Regions from separate parts of the Homo sapiens genome. Here region 1 is linked to region 2. A link is a loop called in an ENCODE intact Hi-C map of the cell type or tissue named here. Cell type or tissue: HepG2. All regions are shown on one strand. Links, peaks and the distances in the headings refer to the core of each region. The heading gives the core; the rest is flanking DNA.

Region 1 (8,412 bases), core at 43-8,042, 50 kb after region 2:
TATGTAGTACCATGAAATTAACCTATCAGTTTCATCCAGAACAATTCCATAAAAGGAAATTCACACTTTATAGAAACTGAATTGTTATATTTTCTTCTAGTTGATTGAAGAAATATTTAATAGCAGCACTCCGTCTCAGATAGATTCAAATGCTGACTTCACAATATGAACATTTTCCCATATAAATAAACATTCTTTTGCAAGATTTTAAATAGCTACGTATGATTACATTATATGGAGACACAATAATTGACTCAACCTTTCCCCTACAGCTGGGCATTTGGGAGGTTTCCAATTATTCACTATTATAAACATCACTATAATAAAAATTATTGTAGAGGCATTCCTGTGCTCTTCCCTGATAAAGTCTTTAACATCAGGTGTCAGAAGTGAAATTGCTGGCTTTAATATAGTACCCATTTTTAAATCTTTCAATATAATTGATATTTTCACGGACATTATATGAAACTGTGCAAATCCCCACATCTGACCACAAGTAGGTAATGTAAGAAAAATCAATAACTTACTCTTGTTTCTTCATCCTCGAGCATTCATATTTATCATCTTGTCCCCAATCACTGGCATTTCTTTCTATTTCTCTGCAATTCTGGGACAGCATATGGTGTTGATCAATTAAATCACTGACAATTTTTAGCAAAGTCAGTTCTACTTTCTAATTTTTTCTGTTTCTGCTTTAAACCATCCTAGCCCATTGTTGGCTTCTTTACAGGTATTTTTTTTTTTTTGGCTTCCCCATATGTTATTTCGCTTGAACCTGTTATCTCTTATTTCATAGAATTGATTTTTTTTTTATTGTGGAGTGTTCAAAGCAGATGCTACCCAAACTACTTCTATTTCCTATAGCAATTTTTTCTGTTGTTTTTTTCTCTACCTTTCCATGCTATAGTTATTTCCTTCTTTTCTGTTCCATAACATTTTCATGGGCCTAAGTTTTGTTTGTTGTTTTTCATATAATTTATTCATCTGTGATGATGCCACTGTATCCTGGCTTGTTATTTTTCACAGGTGTGGTACAGGTAGATGCTCTGAATCTCATAGGTCAGCTCTATGGGTGCTGCTAGAACCCTGCCTGCCCACCTGAAGTTAGGATGGAGGGTGGTTGATGCCAGTTTATATTCCCAGCTCAAGAATGCAGCTGCCTAAGTGGGGGCAGTGGGGGGCAGATGCGCTGTATGTAATACCTTCCATTTACAGCTGTGAGGGTCTCAGCAGTGGAAGGCTGCAGGTGGGCCATCCCCAGCATCAGGTCTGCCTCCTTGTCAGTCAGCGTCTATGCACCACTCACCATTCCTAACATGCCGGATACTGAACAGGCCATGGTGATCTTGGATGACTTAGTTCTCCCTATTGAGCCTTAGCTTCATCTATAAAGAGAAAAATACCTAGCCTAGTCTCCTGACTTCAAAGGGTTACTAAGAGTGACACAAGTGTCAAAGAGTTTTATAAACTGCCCACAAATCCTGGGTTAAGTATTATATTCAGAATGAAGCTTGGCAAGGGGCTGCAATGGGTAGAGAGAGGAGACACAGAGAGGGAAGATCAAGTGGACGCTGTCAGCAGGAGCCTGCGGACAAGTGCTCCCTGTCCAGGAGCACACAGGTGCTCCCTGACACATGCTCTCTACAGAGCACACAGGTGCCTACGAACACCAGGACACAATCTCAGCAACCTATAAACTACCCCTACTACAAACAGATCTTTGTAAATGTCAATGCAATGGCAGAGCACTGACAGAAATATTGAAATGGAAAGAAAAGGTTTTAAATGAAGGCCACTGTGCTGGCTGCTAACCTTTTGATGACTCAATGTTTTTAAGACAGCCTTTAGCTATGATGTCTTACTGTCCCTCAACAGTTGATCCAGTGGCTCCCACTGACTACAGTACCATGCACACTCTTGTTCTGGCCTCCAAGGCCTCCAAAATTTGGATCCAATCTGTCTTTCCAGACTTATCCTCCCTCTAATTCTTACAAATATCCTCTCCTCAGGCCAGGTGTGGTGGCTCATGTCTGTAATCCCAACACTTTGGGAGGCCAAGGCAGGAGGATCATTTGAGGCCAGTGGTTTGAGACCAGCCTGGACAGCATAGTGAAACTCTGTTTCTATACAAATTAATTAGCAGGCATAGTGGCATGCACCTGTAGTCCCAGCTACTTAGGAGGCTGAAGTAGGAGGATCACTTGAGCCCAGGAATTTGAGGCTGCAGTGAGCTATGATTGTGCCACTGCACTCTAGCCTTGGTGACAGAACGAGACCCTGTCTCAAAAAAAAAAAAAAAAAATCCTCTCTAGATACTTTGTCTCTACTCTTCCTTTAACCTCAAATGCCCCTTTCCCTACTGTCTACAATTTATTTCTCACCTATCCTACGTCTAGTCCCACCTTTTCTTTAAACCTGTTTTAAGAAAGCCCAGCCCACAATTTTAGTCTCTCACCCAAACTCATAATACTTTTTGTTTCTGACACTGATTTGACATTGATCACCGATTGACTTCCATGCACTATTTCTTGTGTTGCTTTGTGTTGTAAGCTGAGGCTCTTCTATCTTAAACGCAGCAGAACTTAGACATGCAGATGATTATCTCATCTAACACACCCTCTGGAGGAGCTAGGGACCTTAAAGCCTTCAGCACATCCTCAAGACTGTGCTTAAAAGTGGCAAATTTTTATCCGTCTTAGGATTTAATTCCCAGAAATAGACGGAGGTCATTTGAAAAGAAAACTGGAAAGTGAGCAGATGATCAAACAGGATAACGCTATGCATAAAGTGTGGCATAACTCCAAAGGTTAGAGATTATTTTTCTTCTGGAGCTTATAATCTAGTTCAGAAAGCAATTTCAAAGAGCTTTTCAAACTCTCTCAATCAGCTGTCCAGGGGAGCAATTATACTTAATTTTACCATGACCCTTTCCCCATCCCCTCTGCTAGGTATGTAAAACAGGTGGGATTTCACACATATTTAGTGAATAAATGATCAAATGGACAAATTCATCCCCATTTCCTCTTTCCTGGTTCCTGGAAGAAAATTATTCTCTTGGGTCATCCCATATTGCAAGGAGACCTTTTTCTTCTATGAGCGCTCACCATGAGCTTCTCTCCAGAATATTTTTCAGAACTGGGGTCCAAAGACTCCTATGGACATAGTCTCAAGGGCTCTGTCATACAAGCCTTTCTTCTAGATCAACTGGATAAGCCCTTGTAATGAAGTGCTGCACACAATTTCAACGCCATCTGCATTAGTGAATACCTTGGACCAAGTCAAGGTCAAACAATACCTAGGCACCTCGAAAGTTTTCACAGTAATTAGAATTAAGTGGTAGAAGAACTGAGTCATCACATGACATACGTTGGTATGGGCATGCCAGCCTCCCCAATAAAATGTGTTATAAGATATTCTGGTTGCTCACAAACGCATTTTACATACCTTGTCTTTGCCCTCACCAGCTTTCAGTTATTCATTACCAGTACATAAATACAGAGTGTAGAATATTCCATTAACCAGCAATTGAAATTTCTTTTAGTGTAAGGTATTGGGAGATTTCCTTTTAAAGCAACCAGCTTAATAAAATAATAAATTCATGTCCCAATGAGTTCAGTGTTAAAAAGTGGGAAAAAGTGACACAGGATGACTCAAACAATGGTCCTTTATACACAAAATTAAATAAGCTGAGACCAAAACAAGTGAAATGCAAAATGGAGAGATAAAACTTTTTCCTGTGAAGCCCAACATTGGTAGATTTGGCATATCAAGTTTATGTAAGCAATTTAAATTTGATTCATGTTAGAGTTTTGTTTGCATATCATTTGTAAATTTGTTTTAGATTTATAGATGTGTAAGAACTATAAGCTGAGGAATTTATACCTAGTTTTATGTTTGTATATATTTAAATAACATAATAATAAAGTTAATTAATTCAACAGTAGACATCCTTGGGAATGTTTTCCCTTAAAAAGAGTCTGTATCTTACTCAGGTAAGAACAACACTACTCCTGAGCTTCCTAACCACACGGTAACCACCAAAGGGAAGGCAGGCAGCTGGCTGGCAAATGCGTTTTTTAAACACCTAACTTAGTGCTGGGCAAGCACCCCAGCACGGGAACCGCCTGGCTCAGTAGGCAATTTAAACCTGAAAAGAAGGTCTGCTTGTTTGCATGTCTGCTTTGTAAATATTGTCCCGGGCGGGCAGGAAGGGGCAGGTTTTCAAAACACTCATAATCATCTTCTTCTGTGTATTCCTTTTGCTTCGGACCTGACTCACAGAATGCAAACAGCCTTTAGCAGCCTTGTCAAATCATGAAGCAGTTTCTCCAGGGCTGATGTGATCTCTAAGCCAGCCACTGATTTTATCAGTGCACAAAGCTTGTTTTGGGGGCTGTTAAGGCATAAATCCGCCTCTCCTGCTTTCATGTGGTTGTGAGACCTGGTGGGAGGATAGGTGTTGATACAGGAATTGGGGCCCTCTCGTGCTAGCTAAATGCACAAAGGGGAAAACGTGCAGTTCCAGGGTGGCCATGGTAGTTCTCCGTGCAGCCATGTGACTTGCTCCCAGCTTTGGATCTTCTAGAAATTCAGGCCCGGCTACCTTCTACATGAGCGATGAATTAAAGCCTTTCCAAAACCTTATTGTTGCTTTTATTAAGCAACAACCAAAAGCCTTTCCTATGTGGCCCTTTTGCTTGTCCCCTAGTTCAAGTACTATGACAAGAACTCTGTCTCCCCTTATCATCAACCAGAGGAAAGACCTCGGTTTTATCATACAAAGAAGATGAGTTTGCTGTGACATTACAGACTTTCCCAGAGGTTTAGAGATTTTCACCTGTGAAGGAATCCCAGTCATTCATTAGGAAAGACGCACGTGCTTTCAGCAAGTTGAAATCCTGCATGGAAACCTCTCCTGGGACATCTGGAGCAGTAGGTGAGGCACCTGGCATCCTTGCCCAGATGTCAGAGCTGACAAGAGCCTAGAGCCAGTCCAGTCCAAGCTTCTTGTTTCTCAGGTAGAGGAACTGAAGTTCAGAAGAGTCAACCTTCCTCCGGTCACATGGCCACATGGTATTGAAGCTAAAAGTAAAACCTAGGCCTTCTGTCTCTTAGTCCAGAGCTCTTTCCACCAAACCACAATTATGTCTTCAAAATAAAGGAGACACTGTCTCCCATATTCTCTGACTATGCAGCCATATTATTTACAAAAAAGGCACTGAAAAGCCATTGTTTTCTTCTGCAAGATGCAAGTCACAGGGATCAGCCTATAGAGCTGAAAAGAGATCTTGGGGTCTGATATGGTTTGCCTGTGTCCCCACCCAAATCTCATCTTCAATTGTAGCTCTCATAATTCCGATGCATTGTGAAAGGGACCTGGTGGGAGGTAACTGAATCATGGGGGCAGGTCTTTCCGGTGCTGTTCTCTTGAAAGTGAATAAGTATCGCAAGATCTGATGGTTTTATAAAGGGGAGTTCCCCTGCACAAGCTCTCTTGCCTGCTGGCATGCAACATGTGCCTTTGCTTCTCCTTTGCCTTTCACCATCATTGTGAGGCCTCCCCAGCTGTGGAACTGTGAGTCCATTAAATCTCTTTTCTTTAGAAATTATCCAGTCTCGAGTTTGTCTTTATTAGCAGCATGAGAACAGAATAATACAGGGTCCATCTGATTTATATTCCAGATGGGATCATTGCAGTCCAAAGACAGCCATTTACCCACAACAGAAAATGAGTCAGAGGCAAAGTAGAGACCTGTGGGTCTGGAGCCCAAGACAGACTTGAGCTCAGACAGCAGATCTCTTCCACGCCACAGATTAGCTATGTGTCTGTAGAACCGTTGCTTAACCTCTCTCAGACCCTTTTTTTCTCAGCTAGATAATCTGGATGGTCTAGAACCAACTGCATGGAGCTGTTGGGAAGTCTAAAGGAGATAATGAATGCAAATACTCATCACGGTGTCTGGCCATCAGCATCATCATTGTCATCTTCACCACCTTGTCTTCCCGTCCAGGGAACTTTCCATTATAATATTTTGCTGCTTCTAAGATTCTTTTTCATTTTTTTTTTAATTCTAAAGTTAAACGTTTTGGGTTTGGCATTTCTTAATCCAGTGCCTAGAACTTTGGGTCAAAATTGAATTGAATACTTTCCACACATCTATCAGGAGAATAGCATTCCTGCCTAGTGATCTGATGACCATGGGAAGTCATCCATAGCTTTCTGAAATATACACTCTTGTTCTAGGGAGAAATGCTGTCCCAATAACCTCCTTGTATATGAGGGGACAGAATCCAGCCATCCTGTGGCCCCAAGGGAGGTTCTGTACAACTCTGCGGGAGTGGTCACCCATGATGTAAAGTCTGGTTTCTTTACACGAGGAAGTACAGAGTGGCAGGAGCAGTTCACAATTGAGCTGAGGAATCACTCTCTTCCTTAGGGCTCTGAGAAGCGTGAATGAAGAATAATGGTGTTTAGGAGCCCTCCAGAGCCCAACCATGCTGGCATCCTGAGCTTGGACTTCTAGCCTCCAGAACTGTGAGAAATATATTTCTGCTGTTAACAAGCCACCTAATCTGTGGAACTTTGTTATAGCAGCCCAAACTGACTAAGACAGTGTCTCTGACAAGAGATCCCAGTTCGTCCTCACCATTCCTTTACAAAACCAAGGGTATTCCTCCCATCATTGTACAAATGAGAAAACACAGGCCTGGAGAAGTTAAGTTGCTAGTCCAAGTTCATACAGCAAGCTAGTAGCAGAATCTTGAACCCAGGACCTCTAAGTCCAAAGCCATTGCTCTCCTGACCACATTCCAAGATAGGCATGTGAACATGTCAGAAGTCTTCCAGGAAATATATCCAACCAATAGATTTATTTCAGTCATTCAAACATACAGAGAAAAGCAGCAGGAACTGACCCAGAATTGCAGGAAAGTGATGTCACTGCTCTCGCCAGCCCACGCCCCATGGTCATTATTTTAAAAGCGATGAGACCATCCATTAGAGCTGGCGCTGGAGTCATGCCCCTGTCAACATCCGGGTGTGTGGGCAGGGCCTGAGCACATCCTCTGGAGGCTGCATTGCTGACACTGTGGGTAAGGGCTGGAGCCTCGGTGGGTGGGGCCTGCCCACGCCCAGCTGAAGGCAGAGGCAGAGCCATCAGGAAGGGCGAAAGGGATAACAGGGCTTTGGCCCCTGCCCAGCAGCCGTTGATGGCTTAAGCCAGGCTTCAGGACATGCAGCCATGATTCTGTACATATGTCCCTTTCCCGCCTTATGGTGTCTGCCTCCTGGGTACCTCCACTCTCAGGTGCCAGCCCTGTGCCTTGTTACTGCTCCTTGTTACTGTGCCTTGTTACTCAGAGATTAGAAAGCTGATTAATGCAAGCACCAGGCCATGTTGGCAGAATTAGGACTCAAAGAAACAATGCAATATGACCCCATGAGTACTTCCAAGTACAATAGTACAGTTGTCCCTTGGCATCTGCACATTAGTTCCAGGAACTCCCTCAGATACCACACTCTCCAGATGCTCAAGTCCCTAATATAAAAGAGTGTAGTATTTGCATATAACATACATACATCCTCCTGTATACTTTAAATCATCTCTAGATTACTTATAATACCTAATACAATGTAAATGCTTTGTCAATAGTTGTTATCCCGTATTATTATCCTGTAAGGACAAGAAAAATAGTCTGTACATGTTCAGTGCAGATGCAAACATATTTCAAATATTTTCAGTTTGCAATTGGTTGAATCTATAGGTATGGAACCCACAGTATGGAAGGCCAATTGTACTACAGAGTAAGTACCTCTATCAAAGGTGGGTGTGGTGGATTGATCACAAAAATCAATCAACCATTCCACTCATCCTTCTCTCCTCCCCTCAGATCCTTGTCTTTTGCAATGTAACTATGCAGCTTCTCCCATTAAAAGGTAGAGTCTAAATCTCCTCCCCTTGAACATGAACTGACCTGGCTTCAGCCAAAAGAAAGCAGCAGAAGTGCTGGTGTGCCATTGGGTTTTGAGATCCAGGCCTCCAGAGGCCATGCATGCTTTCCTTCTCTCTCACAGAACAGCATCAGTCACCTCGAGAACAAACCCAGGCTAGTCTACTGGGTGATGAGAGACGCATGGTCCAGTCACCCTCATCCACTGAATTGAGAGCTAGCCAATGCCAAACACATAAATGAGGCCATCCTAGACCAGCCAGCCTCCAGTTGTTCTGCCGATAGATACAAAACAGAGTTGAGATTAGCCAAGCCTGTCCGGATCAGCAGAACCAGCTGGTTGACCCACAGGACAATAATACACAGTTGTTTCAAGCCACTGCCTTGGGGGTGGTTTATTACACAGCAATAGCTTACTGATACATTGGAGAAGGAGAGAGGGAACTCTTCACAGAGAAGGGG
Region 2 (8,412 bases), core at 220-8,219:
TCTAAAGCACCCACTTTCCAAATTAAATGAAGGAACAGGGGGAATGAAGCACTGGAGAGACTCATCCAGAGGCCTTGAAAGCAGGCGGAGCCAACAACCTGAGCTGGAAAGGTCTAGAAAATGTGTATGCGTGTCCCTGTGTGTGTATGTGTGTGTGCGTGTGTGCCTGTGTATGAGTGGGAGACAGGGAGAATACTCTGCAGAGCTTGACAAGCAGGCAGATCCACCCTACCCTTTGGGTTCTGACTGTGGATCTGGGGCAGGACTCAGTAATCTGCATGTGCACCCCTGCCAGACACCCTGAAAGATTCTGATGCAGGTAAAACCCTTCTAGAGGTACAGCAGAAAGGGGAAAACGTGTTTACTTCTCTCCACCAACTAAAGGAAAAACTGCTTTTTCCCTCCACTATCCCAATACTTCCGACCACTAAATGTGCAAGGGATTTTCAAACCAAGCAATTCTCCAGTTCTTGGTGCACAATAACTAGGTGCTCTATAATCCATTCGATTCTGATACTGTCTACCTGGAGTTAGCACAGATGCCATGGATTGAGATCTGTGTTTAGACCCAGGGTAGGCCCATCATTGCCTTCCGGCATGTGGACTGTGAACTAGAGGCATCCTTGAAACTGGAAACAAGGGCCTTGTGGGGCAAAGGCCTTCTGACCTGGGCAAAGGCATAGTCTGCTGGGAGCAGCAGGAGAGATGGGACAGATAGGGCATCATTGCCAGCAAGATGCCTCCTGCTCCCAGAACTAGATGTCTTCAGGAGAGGCAAGATCCAGACACAGGTTTAGAACAAAAGGTGATGAACTGGAACCAGCCTTAATGATTGATGGGAGAAGGTGCTACATTCAAAATGAATGAGGAGCCCACAGAGGATGTTTGTGAGTTTCATCTCCTGCTCCCGAATTCAGCCCCTAGATCTTCCTTTGCAGCCATCTTTCCCTTTACTCTCAGTCCATGTAGCTCAATGGGGGCTGACCCACTCGCCTTGCTCCTAAGGTAGATATGTGACCCGGCCTGGCCAATGAATAGATCCATTCCCCTGGCTGCTGTGATTGGTGCAGGGATGTTCAGTTGACCCAAGTCAAAAAAAAGGGACATTGGCTGGAACTACTGGGAAAGCTGGATCTCATCCCACTGTGGTTGGCAAGCCTGGAGTTGCTGGGGCCACCCTTGCCTCTATATTGAGAGAGCCTCTCTAAGAGTGAAGCTTGCACAGGGGAATGTGGAGCCTAGAGATGGAGAAAGCTAATACTTGAGCACCAAGACCCAATTATGCCTGAAGCTACTACTATCCCTGGACTTTCAATTGCATGAGCCAACAAAGTTCCTTTTTCATTTAAGCCAGTTTGAATTGTGTTTTTGACATTCACTATGGAAACAACCCTAACTAATAAGAAGCCAAAAGGAGAAGGAAAGATGAAGATTAGTTCTTTTTTTCTTTTTTTTTTGAGATGGAGTTTCGCTCTTGTTGCTCAGGCTGGAGTGCAATGGCGCAACCTTGGCTCACTGAAACCTCTGCCTCCCAGGTTCAAGGGATTCTCCTGCCTCAGCCTCCTGAGTAGCTGGTATTACAGGCATGTGCCACCACACCCAGCTAATTTTGTATTTTTTTTTTTTTTTTTAGTAGAGACCAGGTTTCTCCATGTTGGTCAGGCTGCTCTTGAACTCCTGACCTCAGGTGATCCATCCGCCTTGGCCTCCCAAAGTGCTGGGATTACAGGCGTGAGCCACCAAGCCCAGCCAAAGGTTAATTCTTTCCAAGTCTTTTTGCTCTCATAAAGCGTTTATTTAATTAATGAGGCCTTACATTACTTTATCGGAAAAGAATACTTATTTTCCTCAATTGTATCATGTCCCCAAAACATGCAGTTTCCTAGAAAATGTGACCCACATTGGAAAGAATGAAAATCTTTACTACCACTAAGGTTGACGACTATTTCATGAAGGACTATGCAAGAACCACCCACCAGCCTACTCCCCACCTTATCCCAATCCATCTTCCACAGACCCACCAGCATGAATCGTGGCACATTTTTGCTTAAAATCCTCCAAGGGCTTCCCATCACACCAAGAATGAAGTCAGAGCCCTTTATCCAGCCCTGTGTGGCCTGACCCTTCTCCAGCCTCATCTCATGCCAGTCTCCACCCATGCAACATGGGCCTCTCTGTCATTTCCTTGAAGATGCCAAGCTTGATTCTGCCCCAGGGACTTTTCACATGCTGCTCCTACTGCCGGGAATGCTTTCCCTACTCCACTCACCCTCAGGTCCCAGTCTAAAGTCCTGTTCTTACAGATGCTTTTCCTACCATCTTCTTCCCATCTGAAGGTCCCTGCCTCAATACCCTTTGTAGCATCCTGGTTATTTTCTTCACACAGTTTATAATCATATATTCACTAATGGGTTTGCTTATTGTCCATTAACTTCATGACGGGAGGGATTTGGCCGTTGGTGATGCTACTCAGAGTGTGGTCAAGGGACCAGCAACATCAGCATCACCCAAGAGCCTGTTAGAAACCAGAGGTCTTGCCCCAGGCCACTGACTGGCAATCCTCAGTGACTAATGTGCACGGTGAAGTTTGCAAACTTCAACTTCTAAGGGTCCTTCCTCTGCTCTAAGACACCTTCTGCCCTCATCCTTCCCCACCGTGAAAGGAGTCAGAACTGCTGGCTTCTGTGCATCTCTTTCCATTCTCCTTCCTTTCCCCTGGGAAGCATTAATATTAACCAGTAGGGCCAAGAAACACAGAGGATGCCATGAAATTTCCTCAAAGAGCTGGGGGCCCTAGAGGGCTTACATGAGAGCCCTGAGACAGGCGTGCAGCCCATGAATGAGCCCCTTAGGCTCGGACACACAAGAGGCCAATTTGTTGGCACCTGCTGTGCCTGGAAGCCAGGCTGGAATGTCATGAGGCAGGGCCTGGCAGCAGTTCAGAGAGTGCAGCCTTCCTCCCGGGCTCCTGTTCTCAGGCTCACACAAACCCAGGAAGGGCAGAGACAGGGAATGTTTGCACAGCAGATAGACTTTCTCTACTCCTCCCTCTGCCCAGCCAGAGTGGAGTCGAAAGAGCACGCTTGATTTTAGTTCAAGTTTGGGCCAGAGTCCTTCTTTGATCTGAGAGGCTTGTCTTTTCCTGGGTTATTTATTTGTAGAAACCACTCTGGTTTCCTACTACTTCAAATACACCTACAGGAAGCCACTGGCAGGTGGGGTTCTAACGCATAGGCCTGTTTTACTGCCCTGGGTGCCACCGGCTCATTGTGATGGGATCAGTTACCTGGATCCCTGCACGCAGGTGAAATTTACAGCCCTGGGCTATAGAACAAAAGGCCCTGTTCTGTGGAAGAAAATGGGTTCTGATAAAGCTAGCTGGGAGGAGAGGCCAGAAACAGGGAGTCCTAGGTTCTAGTCCTGGGAGACCTTGGCAGACCTTCCCTGGGCCTCAGTATTCTCTCTCTAAAGTGAGACCCAGGAAAATGCATATTTTAGTGCTTACCCAGGGCCAGGGAGCTGTGACAGAGATATGTAAGGATGACAGTTCCTGACTGCATAATCTCAGCTTGCAATCCTGAGCTCCGGGACCCCTAACTCACCACTAGGGGACCCCAGGATTCCACATAATCGCTTTCCCCTCCAACCCAACATTTTGCTATGAAAATTTTCAAACACACAGCCAAGTTGAAAGAATCTCACAGTGAACACTAATACAGTGCAACCTAGATGCTACCAGTAACATTTTGCTGTGTTATTGCACATCCATCTATCCATCCAGAAATCAATCTCAGTCTTTGGATGCATTTCACAGTAAAGTGAAGACACCACCGTCCACATTTCCCCTTAAACACTTCAGCCTGCATATTATTAACTAGAGTTCCATATTCTTTTTTTCATCTTTTGAGGGAAATTTTACATGTAAATAAAACACACAAACCTAAAATGCACACTTGTTGAGTTTTGACAAATGCATATGTCTCTGAAACCCAGATCCCCAGGAATGTCCAGAACATTATCATCACCCCAGAAAGTTCCCTCATCCCCTTCCCAGTCAATTCCAACAAGAGGCAACCACTCTTCTAAGTGAGAAATACCAGAAACATTCCATAGATTCACTTTGCCTCTGCTAGGACTTCATGTAAATGGAATGATCCAGTATGTAGACCTTTGTACAAGGTTTCTTTCACTCAGCATGTTTTTGGGATTCACCTACGTTGCTGTGTGTATCAGTAGATAATTTCCTAGAATGGCAAAGAAATATCCAATTGCATTAATATGCTCTACTACACAACTGCCTTACTATGACTGCTTCAGGGAACTCCAATAAAATGGGATTTGGGAGCAAAAAGAAGGCACGGGCTGGGTGCGGTGGCTCACACCTGTAATCCCAGCACTTTCAGAGGCTGAGGCAGGCAGATCTCTTGAGGACAGGAGTTCGAGACTAGCCTGGCCAACATGGCAAAACCCCGTCTCTACTAAAAACGCAAAAATTAGCCAAGTGTGGTGGCATATGCCTATGGTCCCAGCTACTTGGGAGGCCGAGACAGGAGCTGAACCCAGGAGGCAGGAGCTTGAACCCAGGAGGCAGAAGTTGCAGTAAGCCGAGATCGTGCCACTGCACTCCAGCCTGGGAACAGTGAGATTCCATCTCAAAAAAGAAAAAAAAGAAAAAGAAAAAAAAAAAGAAGGCACAACTTTGCTACCAAAATGCAGTGAGAACGAGCTGTGTTTGCCACTGTCCTTCTCCAACCCAACAAGATGCTTTGGAGGCAGGTGTCCTCGGCTCAGTTCCCAGTTCCACCACTCATCTGCTGTGTGCAAGTTCTGGTACCTCCCTGTTCTGCAGCTTCTTCATCTGAAAGATGCTGGTGACAACAGGACCTTCCTCAAACAGCAGTTTTGAGGAAGAGTGAGGTAAGCATGTGTTCCATAAATGTTACTATATGTTGGTGAGGAGGAGCTTTGACTTTTATTTTTATTTATTTATTTTTTGAGATGGTGTCTCACTCTGTCTCAAAGAGCTTCAGTGCAGTGGCATGATCACATCTCACTGCAGCCTCAAACCCCTGTACTCAAGCGATCCTTCCATCTCAGCCACCTGAGTGGCTAGGACTACAGGCACACACCACCATGCCGAGCTAATTTTTTAATTTGTTTATTCTCACTATGTCCTGTTGCCCAGGCTGGTCTTGAACTCCTGGACTGAAGTGATCCTCCTGCCTCGGCCTCCCAAAGGGCTGGGATTCAGGCATGAGCCACCATAGACATAGTTTGACCCCTGCATGTGCCACTTAGTGGCTCTCCAGGTCTGGGAAATTTCTGTGGGTTTTTTTAAAATAGGTATGGCTTCATTATATTTTACAACATTATCTCGTGGATTTATTTTTCCTCTTCCTGGTTTTCTCCTTTCCCTCCCCAGGACTTCCCTTTGCATTTTTAGGCTAAGATTCCTGTCTAGCTTATAAGGCTATTAAGTATCTTCTGCCTAATTGAGGTTTCGAGAGGATTCAAAGAGATAACATATACAAAATGCTTAGGAAAGCACCCGGTTTGCAGTTAACTCTCTTACATAAAAGTTGTTTTCCATTGTTAGCTGTGTTCTTCAAAAGGGCAGAGCAGAGACTGATTTGCTGAAAACAAATGTGGATGCTCAAGAAATACTTTTGAAAGAGTCTTGCCCTGAGAAGTCAGGACACCAGGCTCACAGGTCAGCCTTGCGTTCCCTGCCCTACAGATGCTGTTAAAAATGGAATTCAAGGGAGCAACTGCAAATTGCCTGAAGCATCTCCTGGGCCTTCAGCCTGGTCTCCCAGGAGCTGCAGCCCACGCTTGGTTTATAGCCAGGAGAAGTTGCCAGGCAGGGAGAAGAGCCCCCGCCTCAGGCTCTGGCTACATTTGCAGAGCTGAGCTGTGGCCCAGGATGCTGGCCTAGGTTCAGCTCTAGTCGGCCGTGTTGCCTAAGATCTTCCAGAGGCTTCAGTTGGAAAAAGTTATTCCTTGATTTTCTCCATAAAATGAGAGAAAGTGGTCCTGGCAGAGAGAGGAGGTAGCACTGTCATCTCAGGGCAGGCCTCGCTGGCTCACTGAGGGCCTGCAGAGGCCCAGGGGACAGTGCCTGGTTGGAATCTGAACACAGATCTCTCTGACTCCAGCTTGTTCCTGCCTCTGTCAGTTTGCTTCTGGGTATTACATTTGGAAGTTGTGCTTCCAGCACCTGGGTCCAAGGAATAACCTTAAAAACCATCAAGACCATGACTTGCCCCAAGGTCCCATAACAAAGGTTCAAAGCAAGGTCTCAATTCAACTCAATGCTCGTGCATCACATATTAGGTTGAACAATACAAAATCGTCCATGTCTTGATCTATAAAAGTGTCTGTTCTATGCCATTCAACCTATATGTTTATTCAGCCCTTCTTATGTATACACCATTGTCCTTAAGTCTGGGAAGTGGGGTTGTGGGAGCAGAGAGATGAGAAAACAATGCTCGCCCTTAGAGCTTTGTTCTAGAGCCCTTGGAATCTAATCTCTCTGTTTTGATCTTCTCTCTCAAGTAGTCCTACCTCTTACTATGAGATCCATGCCATTTGAATTGGGTCAATTCCCTTCTTAGGGCTTCAAAGACCACCATATTGTAGGGCTTCCCAAATCTCTGCCTTGAGCCAGGGTCTCCACTTTGTTCCAGAGCCCTCTCTGTGATCTGCCCTTTCACAAAATGGACCTCCTAGAGTCACGCTTGTTCAGCAAGATTTCTGACTCCCAGACGAAACAGACTGGACCAGAGGCACAAAGGACCAAAGCTGGGCTGATTATTTTTCTCCTGGTTCCAGTCCCTTCTTGCGGCCTGGCTTTATTCCTGCCTTTGAAGCTAGGAGACACTCCCTATGTCCTTATCATAAATCCAAACCCCATGCTTTTCCCCCCTTTCCATTTGACTAAATGTAGCTCAACTTGGTTTCTCTTACTTGCAACCAAAAGTCTTAGTTCTTCAGCCCATACATGAGTGATCTGACTTTTTTCTCCCAGGGTCTTAAATGGGCATTGGAACTCTCAGCCACAACAAACACTTTTCTGCATAGATTTCTACCCTATTCTCAATGTCTCTCCTGTGCTAACAGTACCATCTCTGGTGGCCAGGACTTTGTAAGAACAGAGGAAGTCATTCTCCTGACTCACCTGGTATCCCAGGGCTGGACAGGAGTGAGCTGTGCAGGCTTGAAGGACTCATGATGATGGTACATGTGGGTGTGGGCCACCGGGACATTTTGCCCCTCAGCTATTCAGGCGCCTATTGGGAGCTACTTTCCTGTATTTACCATTCAATCCATGTTGGAACAAAGACAAGCTGAAAATCAAATAAACGCCTTCCAGACACTTAACGCTGCACACACTTGATCTTCCTCCTCCTTCAGGACTGAAAATGAGATAAGCACCACCTTACCTGGCTGTTCTCCAGGGTCCTGGCATAAAAGAGGAAAAGGGAGGGGGTGAGACTATCTCTCAAAGTATGTTGGGACATGAAAGCAGAGGCATAAACCCTTCTTTGAATGGGAAGAAATGATATATATATATATTTTAAACCACATTTCAGTATGAAAGAAGATGATGGCAGAGGAAATGTCAGTAAGCTGAGTCAGAATGTTTCCGATGCCATAAAAGCAAATGCTGTCTTCGATACGCAACTATTAAAAGTAACAGCAAAAATGCAATTACTTTTGCACCAACCTAGAATAATATTGTTGCTCCTACTGGTTAGTAATCGTACCTCTCCACTTAAAAAAAAAACACACACACACATTGGAAGTAGCCATGGAATCCAAAAAGGTTCTGATTCTGATGTAAATGTTACACTTCAAGGGCCTTCTGTGTGCCAGGTATCAGGCTATCTGCTTACTACATGGTTTAACTCCCACCACATCTCAGAGGTTAAGTGATTTGTCCAAATTCACATAATCAGCAAGTGGTACTTCTGTTCCAGGGTCCCAGTTATCAGAATTTCAAGCCACTGCATTTTCTCACTACTCTGCTGTTCCAAGGAACAAACAGTTCCATCAGAAGACAGCAGTGAACTCTCAATCAAGCACTCCTTCCTGCCCTGCAAAGTTTGCCTCCTCTCACTCTTGCTCGTGAACTCAACCTGTCCCCCTTGAAGTTCTACCCACAGTCTTCTACTTCCTCATCATCTCTTCAGTGCAGGAGGACCTCTCTATCCTGACATTCACGGTGGCCTCCTGATGGTCAGCCCATCTCCAGTCTCCTCCTCCTTCCAGTCCATCGCCTACACTGCTGCCAGGATAGTCTTTCTCAAAGGCAAATCTTGTATTTTACACCCTTCCAAAACCCGTGTTGCTGTATGAGGTCCCTCAAGAAGTGGCCCCTAGATATCTACTCAACCTCACCTGTTCTCTCGC

The links. A loop is a pair of places that touch in the nucleus more often than their neighbours do. Peaks named below come from ENCODE experiments on the same cell type or tissue, not always from the same donor. Only the 100,000 strongest peaks of a DNase experiment are listed, where the experiment ranks them.
Region 1: it touches region 2 in a loop (9-fold over the local background); 6 of 110 quality-filtered maps call a loop at or near these places.

Annotation. Positions count from the first base shown.
Region 1 is chr15:80,801,121-80,809,532 of GRCh38, reverse strand. The region is part of intron 1 of CEMIP (cell migration inducing hyaluronidase 1); the gene reads right to left. Among named protein-coding and RNA genes, the nearest start is that of CEMIP, 26 kb to the right of the region's middle. In HepG2, for the core only: no CTCF peak of the experiment used is centred there; a DNase peak (open chromatin) is centred at 4,332.
Region 2 is chr15:80,851,771-80,860,182 of GRCh38, reverse strand. The region is part of intron 1 of CEMIP (cell migration inducing hyaluronidase 1); the gene reads right to left. Among named protein-coding and RNA genes, the nearest start is that of MIR549A, 14 kb to the right of the region's middle. In HepG2, for the core only: a CTCF peak has its summit at 3,597 (motif pointing right); DNase peaks (open chromatin) are centred at 3,042 and 3,532.